Linked DNA regions of Homo sapiens: all the other regions are linked to region 3. A link is a contact called in ENCODE Hi-C or POLR2A ChIA-PET data. All regions are on one chromosome and are shown on one strand. Each heading gives the region's core, a stretch centred on a gene start or an enhancer-like site at or near the end of the contact. The rest is flanking DNA. Distances are from core to core; before and after follow the strand shown.

Region 1 (2,700 bases), core at 28-2,527, 310 kb before region 3:
GCCCGGGATAGGAACACATGCATTCATAAACACACCATGAACATCTGGTGTAATACCACACGCGGCTTTATATAAGCAGCGGAGGAGAAAAGCAGATTGGGATGAATGCAACAGAAGTTGGGCAAGGGAGCAAATAGGAAAACGGCAAGTAATCTGAAAGATTTGCCAAAATCACAGAAGAGTTTTAAACCCAGAATGTTTAACCGTCTCCTCAAGCTCATGTTCTGGAAATCTGCCTTGGTATCCACCATAGCAGGCACTTTCAGCCCTACAGAGTAGGATTACATTGGAAATCTCAGGGGCCCTCTGGATTTTCTTACTCTGTAAAAACCATAGAACAGCCTCCCTGTAACCTGAGCACAGCCCAAGTACTAGACGCATTCAGAGGATAAGGAGGAATGTCACTTTTAAAGCAACACAAATAGTAATTCCTTGCCATTGCACAAGGCCCAGAGTGTGAATCTATCCGGCTGTGCCATGCACCTTGTTGGCTGCCTCTCTGAACAGGATCTTGGCTGCAGCTCAGCAGAAGCAAGGCTGCTATTCTCCAGTGCCATCTGCTCACACAGGATGGATTGCTACTGCTGCCCATGAGAGTCTTCCCTCTCTCTCTCTGTAGTAACTCTGGCAATGCCCTGTTGGAGAACTACAGCAAGGGCTCCAAAAATGTGTGCTGCTCAGCAACCTCCGGAAGGGAAACGGGAACAGGGAGAGCTGATGCGGACACTCTTCTGACAGGACCTCCTCAGCAATCAGCAAGGACAAGCAGTCCACTGAGCGGGCCAACACACAATCATCCTTCAACAGCCAGCAAGAACAACGATACCAGTGGCAACAGTAATGAAACACTTAGGAAGTACTGGACCAGGGGTTGTCAAATGAAGGTCATGACCACTATTTTGGTTGTTTAAAATAAAAAGTGGCACACAAAAAGAGAAAATATTATACATTCTTAAAATGTGTTTCACTTAATTGCAGGATTAAGCTAATTCCTACCATGGAGCACATTAAAAATAGATATCCATAAAAATTTTAAAAAGAAAAAATAAATAAGCAAATATTGGGTCAAGTCTTTCTATACTCCCTTGTACGTATTATCTCAATTAATTCTTACAACAACCGTATGAAGTAGTACCATTATTATTCTTGGTTTGTGGTTGAAGAAATAGAAAGTGTTTGAGTAACTTGCCTGGCTGGCTTCCCAGTCAATGTGGTTCCAAAGCCTGAACTCTTAACACATGCCCTACAGCAAGTAGCTCCCTAGACCCTGTGTCCAAAGCCTTTGCTCACTTCCTCAAGCAATTTCTCTCACACCGTAATTCTTTGTTCAACCATCTGTCCCTTTCCCCTTTCCCCTTGTGAACTGAGAACACCTCAAGGGCAGGTCTTGTTGAGCTCAGTGACTTAAACAAAGGCTCAGGGAGCAAAGGATCCCAACAGTATTTTTTAAATTAAGTGAGTAAATGAGGTATGTTAAAAGAAAAAAGAAGGCAAATTGTAGCCAAGAAAAAAATAATAATAAGTCCTGACACTCGAGGATCTGTCTTTGCCAAAGGGAAATTCGGTCTCTGAATTTAAGAAAGAAAATTAAGAAAACTCAGTCTCTGAATTAAGAAAACGAGTTCCTTGTATTCTTAGAGAGACTTGGGGGAAAATAAACTTCATCTAAAAATTTAATCAGGTTAAAAAAAAAACAACTAGAGTGTCAAAACATCTGCCTATGCTTTGCTCTGGGCCCTTCATTCAGGAAAAACTAATGAGTTTTTGGATCAATAAAGGTAAGGCTAGGGTTTATTTGGGGGGTTGAGGGTGAAGAGGGAAACTATTCTGGATTAGAAAGCCAAATCCTTCTGGTATTGGAGGATTGAAAGCTGAGGAACAGAAAAAGAGCAGACTCTCCAGAAGGGAAAAGAGCAAGAAATCAGTGAGCTGAACCTAAGCCAGGGGAGGGGCAGGCAGTGGCTGAAGGGGTGTGTGGGGAATGGCTGATAGGTTTTTAGGACACCGGTGTCTAACATGCCATGTCAACTTCCTTGTGCCAGACTCTAATCCCCATCACCCCAAACCTTAATACAACCACCTCAGCTAAGTAGTCTATTTTTTTTTTTTTGAGACAGGGTCTCCCTTTGTCACCCAGACTGGAGTACAGTGGCACAATTATGCCTCACTGCATCCTCAGCTTCCCGGGTTTAGGGGATCCTGCCACCTCAGTCTCCTAAGCAGCTGTGGCTACAGGCGTGCGCTACCACGCCTGGCTAATTATTTTTGTATTTTGTAGAGATGAGGTTCCACCATGCCGCCCAGGCTCGAACTCCTGAGCACAAGCGATCTGCCCACCTTGGCCTCCCACAGTGCTGGGATTACAGGTATGAGTAGTGCTTTGGGAGAAGGAAAGAAGGAGGGTCGGGTCCAACATGGGATGAAGTCATACAGAAAGGGCAGCCTTTCCAAGGAAAGACTGAAACGCAGAAGTGAAAAATTACAGGGAAGTATGCAATCTGAGGAAGAGGTGACCAGAGAAAATACCCAGTATTAGAGATGTGGTGTGGAGTGCCGGGAAGCCACTGAGTAAAGGATGAGGGCCCAAGTCTTTCTAATTCGGTATATAAAGCTGGAGGACAGGGACAGCTGATCTGCTGTATGTTAACTCTGTGGTGCAAGCCAAGTGCCATGGACTGTTACCCAGGGTCACTAATATCC
Region 2 (2,700 bases), core at 153-2,652, 280 kb before region 3:
ATCTCCGGATAATTAGTCCATGATGGGCAATAACCAGCCCGGACATCCTTGAGAAGTACATCGACAGTAAAGGACCCCTGCTGGGAAGAACAACTTTTCATAAAGGAGTTGCTAATTACCAGCATCTCCATCCCAGAAGGGTTAAGAGCCTCGCAGCAGCACAACCGCTACCTCTCGCCTTTTAACGCCAATTCTTTCGGAACTGGTGTGAACGTGGAGTGGGAGGAGAGGGGGAAAGGGACGCACTCAACCCCGTCAGACTAAGAAATCAGGCGATCTATATATCCCCAAGTTCACCACGCCAGCCAAAGGAGGCATCTCATGCCAAGGGAGGCAGCTCAAGAAGCCATTTCCAGGAAAGCTGCATTACAAAATGTAATTTATCAGAACGAGTCTCCTCCGAGTCTCCTGACGGCCAGGCCCGGCGGCTTCGGGAGGGGGGGGAGTTGCTGGGGAGAGTTTACCTTAGAAGGCGACAACGAACAGACAGGCCTTTCAAAGCCACCCAGGGCTCTGCCCCGAGGCCCGAGGCTGCGTGGAGGGGCTGGAGAGGCGCGAGGCTGCGAGCCCCCCGGCGCCACAGGTTCCCCGGCGCGCGGCCCCGCCCGACTGCCACAGGTGGGCGGCGCTCCGCCTCTGGGCTCCCGCGGGAGGGGGCGCGCGGCTCTCTAGGGACTCGGGGGAGGGGGCCAGGGCTAAGGGGTACGGGGACGGCTCTGCCTTAAGGAGGGCAGCGTGAGACGGAAGCTCCGGGTTTTCCCTGCCTAGTTCTCGTTCCCTCGGCCGGGTGGCTCGGGCTATTCCTCGCGACAGGAGGAGCGGTGGAGAGGAGCCGTGGGCACCTCCCACCGGCCGCCCCTGGAGCCTCGGCCTCCTCCCCAGGCGCGGTTAAGCCGCGCGGCCGCCAGCTGCATGCGCCCCGGCACGTACGAGCCTGCACGACCACACGCGGGCGGGGGAAGGGCGCCGTGATCCGGGAGCCCCAGTCCCTCCAGGGCCTCACCCCAGCCCAACGCGGCTCGCCCCCGGCCCTCGTCCCCGCAGCCCCTCACCGGTGCTGGCCTTGATGTTCTCCCGCAAGAAGTGGCCGCTGGAGAGATGCTGGAGACCAAAGTTCTGGGCGATCCTCTGGCACACGGTGCCCTTGCCCGAGCCGGGCGGCCCGAGGATGACCGCGCGCAGGAGTTTGGAAGCCATTGCCTTCGCGAGGAGGGGGGCGGTCAAACGCGCAGCCCCGACCGCGGCCCCGGAGGAAGCCCCGGGAACTTTGTTTCTCGGCCCCCTACCTCTGGCACCCTCCGCTCTCACTGGGACTCGCCGGCCGCCCCTACAGGGGGAAGGAGAGACTTTTAAGACAACCCCTCCCCTCAGCCCAGCGCCGGGACCGAGTAGCAGGCGGACTGAGCGCCACGCTACACCTCCCCGCCCTTCTCCACCTCCTCGCCCTCCTCCACCTCCTCGCCCCCACGCAAAGCTGCTGAAGCGCGCCGTGCCCCGCCCTGCCGACTCGGCCTCCAGGGGTCAGAGGTCGGCCCGGCCAGTCCCACCTTCATCCTTAACTCCAGCTCGCTCCCCACGCCGCGTCCGAGAAGGGGGCCGGGCGGCCAGGCATCCCCAAGCCAGTCTCCGCCGAGCCGGGGAAGCTGGCACAAGCGGGGGTGACTCAAAGCCAGCCCCCGCCGCCCCACGCACCGGGCGGCCTAGGGGCTGAGCCCCTGCCCGGTCCTCGCACGTGGGCAACGTGTGGTCTGCGTCTCGTCCCCTCCCCGGCGGCTGTCACATCCCCCGGAGTCTCAGCTGCCGCCGCTGCCCGCCGCCCGCGCGCGCTCGGAGGGGCCCACCTCCGCCCGGGGTTGGCGGATGCGCTCCCCGGCCATGGGGCGCGCGACGAGCCCGAGCCCCGCGCCTCGCCACCAAAAGCAATCAAATAAACACACACCTTGGCTGGAGGCAGCACTCCGAGAGGCTTCCAGCCCGGATCCTGCAGGGCGGCGCCGCCTCCGCCCGCCCAGTCGCGGAGCCCCGGCCGGCCGCGCGGGACTCGCGCCTTACGTAAGCCCGGGAGACCGGCTCCGCGCGAGCCGCTGGCCGCCGCCCCCTCCCCTCCACTCCACTCCACTCCCACCCAGCCTGCCTGGCCCACGTGCTCCCTGCGACCCAGCGAGGGCTGCGGGGGCGAAGCGAGGTGCAGACCACGCGAGGTAGAGAAACCCCTTTTTTTCTTTCGCGGTCGCCTGGGGACCGCGGTCTACTGCAAGGGAAGGGAAAAATACAACTTGTTGAGCGCCTACTGTGCGCCAAGTTTGCGGCTAGGTGATTTCATTGTGTTTACAGCCGAGGAATGGAGCGTGACCATTCATTCATTGATTCATTCTGCAAATGTTTATTGAGTGCCTACTGTGTGCCAGAAACTATTCTAGGCGCTTAGGATCTAGCCGTGAACAACAGATCGAATCCTGCTCTCAAGAAATTGCGTCCTAGCGGGAGGCTGGAACCCAAGACTGACTGACTCCAAAGTCTAGGCGCCTTAGGGAACAGGGAAGAAGGGGATGTCCCTCACCTGTGTTCAGGACCTTCTTGGTAAATGATTCCAGGACTTCCATGCGCATTATGCTGGTGCTGCACCTATAACTCACCAAGTCCAAATGGAGTCTGTCTTCCCCCACTCCACCCTCCCCTGCATATCCCAATCCACATTCT
Region 3 (2,700 bases), core at 26-2,525:
ACTTGTGCAGATATATATTATTCAGTGTGTAGATTATTTCAAGCATGAAATTCGTGTCTTCTCTGGAAAATCCCGACTTGAGTACTGTTACAAAGTCAAGACGATTGGTGATAGGAGAAAGCTCATGTTCAGCTCAGTGGTAACTGGGAAGAGTATGTTATCTGTTTGTGTCAGAGCATGTGTAGTAGTCTGGAAGTGAGGAGACCTGAATGTAGATGCATGTCTAGTGAGCAGTGATTTCCCTTTCTGAGTTTCCGTGCACATTGCGTATTATATAGTTTAGACAGTGTGCTCATTAAGGTCTCTTCCAGATATGAAAGCCCAGGATTCCCTGATACAACCCAGTTCTTTGGTCCTAACCCTGCAGGTGCCAACTCCCCCAATCCTGCAAGTCCAGAAGAGCTGGCTTTCTCTTCCTTGGACCTAGGCCCTGCATAGGTTTCCCAGCAGCACTGACCTTTTACCAATAGAAAATGAAGAAAGCAACTTAACCCTGTCCCTTTTATGTATCTTATCAGGTTGTTTCTGTTGAAAAGGAAAAAAATAAACTGAAGCGGAAAAAACTGGAAAATAAACACAAGAAGGATGAGGAGAAAAACAAGATCCGGGAAGAGTGGAACAATTTTTCTTACTTCCCTGAAATCACTCACATTGTAATAAAGGAGTCTGTGGTCAGCATTAACAAGCAGGACAACAAGAAAATGGTAAGTTTGTCCCAGAAGCTCTTAAGTCTGGATCTGGTGATGAGAGGGAGAATTGCTGAGTTCCGTTCTGCAGCACATGATTTTCAGAGTTCCTGTCCTAAAGAGAAAACAGGATTTTCTTATTGAAGCCAAAAAGTTCCTATTACCAAGGCATTCTCAGTGTTTTAAAGTTACACCGATACATTCCAGTGCCTTTCTTTGGTCTCAGAAATGTGAATCTGCCTTAGGATTTGCTTCCCTCCCAAATACACCTCAGCATCAATATTTAATTCACAAAGCTAGTGGATTTGAAGGAAAAGAAAACCAGCGAATGTCAGTGTTTCCTCCCAAGGGTTCTGGCACGGCCTCTCTGCTGAGCTGAAGTGCAAAGCAGGAAGCCCCACGTTGCCCTCAGGCGAGCCTCGGCCACAGTGGCAGTCATCGATATGGTGTCAGGCACACCCCAGTGACTCTCGGACAGAGGAAAGGGTGTTTAATCTCACTTCCTCTTTTTTGGTATCACTTGAGGACATAATCTAAACAAGCAGGAAGTGGGAACTCTGCCAAAATAAACCTGTTTGTGTCAGGGGAAGTCACAGCCAACAACATGCAGAGAGAGCGGCTGGTGAGACAGCTAGCACTCTTAAGGTGAGTGGAGCCAACACCAGGAAAGGCCACATTCTGCCAAAATGTGGCAGATACTGTGTCACAATGATAACGCTCAGTGCTGAGGAAGAGCCTGGTGATACGGTTTAGGGCAGACAGTCACTCTCTTGTATTCAGAATAACTTGTCTTTCTGATATAACCTTTTGGAAAACAGTTTGGTAACCTGTTAAAAGCCTTGAAAATATTTATATATCCCTCTGTTCAGGAATCTAGAGAATGAATCTATCTTCCAGAAACAATGTGAGAGGCAGGTTATGGTTTATGAATAAGAATATTCATTCCAGTAGTAATTAAAGTGTCAAAATTCTGAAAATAACTTAAATATACAATAATAGGAGAATAGGAAAATAAATCACAATTTGCCTGAGAAGCAGAATATTAGAAAATCAGGTTGCTGAATTTTTTAATGACCTGGAAAAAAGGTCAGGGGAAAAAGCAGGATATAAAACTTTACCTATAGAATGGGACCAGTTTTGTTCAAAATATCAATAGGTATGCATGTATATACACATGCTCTTAGAAAAATAAATATTAACAGCTACTTATTTATGGTGGCATTATGAGTGGTTTTAATTTTCTTATTCTCCCCTCCTTTTTTTTTAAACAAAAAACTTACATTAATTTTATTAGAAAAATATAGTAAAAACAAAGTGAAGAGGGAGAAGTAGAAGAGCTCAGATGGATGTTAATGGAAAGATGCGAAATGGAGGGAGAAAAGAAGAAGTGCTGTTGATGGAGCACATCCTGGATATCAGGCCCCGTGTTATATGCTGCATCCTGGATATTAGGCCCCGTGTCATATGCTGCATCCTGGATATTAGGCCCCGTGTCATATGCTGCATCCTGGATATTAGGCCCCGTGTCATATGCTGCATCCTGGATTTTAGGCCCCGTGTCATATGCTGCATCCTGGATATTAGGCCCCCTGTCATATGCTGCATCCTGGATATTAGGCCCCGTGTCATATGCTGCATCCTGGATATTAGGCCCCGTGTTATATGCTGCATCCTGGGTATTAGGCCCCGTGTTATATGCTGCATCGTGGGTATTAGGCCCTGTGTTATATGCTGCATCCTGGGTATTAGGCCCCCTGTTATATGCTGCATCCTGGATATTAGGCCCCGTGTCACATGCTGCATCCTGGATATTAGGCCCCGTGTTATATGCTGTGCCTGTATCTTGGTCTGTCTTAGTCCTTGTAAGAACCTTAGGGGACTGAGCATCAGCTCTACTTGAAATGAGGAATCTGAGACTAATCAAGAGGCATGGGATCTTGCACAGGGTCACTCAGTGAGAAAGTGGCAGGCACTTGCCCAGCTCTGTCTGGTTCCTGCCTGTGCATTTTGCCTG

What was found. Hi-C counts contacts between places; a loop is a spot of excess contacts on that map. ChIA-PET counts read pairs that join two places held with the same protein, here RNA polymerase II (POLR2A). Pooled maps may share reads with other maps.
Region 1: a pooled map shows a loop between it and region 3 (6-fold over the local background). The contact joins two enhancer-like sites. A Hi-C loop is called at or near these places in 3 of 37 single-sample maps with no recorded cell type and 5 of 50 pooled maps.
Region 2: a map with no recorded cell type shows a loop between it and region 3 (9-fold over the local background). The contact joins the promoter of AK4 here to the enhancer-like site in region 3. A Hi-C loop is called at or near these places in 4 of 37 single-sample maps with no recorded cell type and 5 of 50 pooled maps. POLR2A ChIA-PET finds 5 or more read pairs at or near these places in 1 of 52 experiments (common myeloid progenitor, CD34-positive).

The regions. Positions count from the first base shown.
Region 1 is chr1:65,173,273-65,175,972 of GRCh38, reverse strand. All of the region lies in intron 1 of AK4 (adenylate kinase 4), which reads right to left. Among named protein-coding and RNA genes, the nearest start is that of AK4, 26 kb to the right of the region's middle. Within about 2 kb of position 1,277, at least 11 of the 41 ENCODE cell types and tissues checked have a DNase peak (open chromatin) inside an H3K27ac peak, as active enhancers do.
Region 2 is chr1:65,146,905-65,149,604 of GRCh38, reverse strand. AK4 (adenylate kinase 4) reads right to left here and starts at 1,402. Exons shown (of 5, transcript NM_013410.4): 1 at 1,053-1,402. The coding sequence starts at 1,197. RefSeq lists enhancers at 1-153, 154-872 and silencers at 466-745, 806-1,105, 1,486-1,985, 1,996-2,235.
Region 3 is chr1:64,862,791-64,865,490 of GRCh38, reverse strand. It overlaps JAK1 (Janus kinase 1), which reads left to right. Exons shown (of 25, transcript NM_002227.4): 8 at 519-704. Among named protein-coding and RNA genes, the nearest start is that of JAK1, 100 kb to the left of the region's middle. Within about 2 kb of position 1,275, at least 27 of the 41 ENCODE cell types and tissues checked have a DNase peak (open chromatin) inside an H3K27ac peak, as active enhancers do.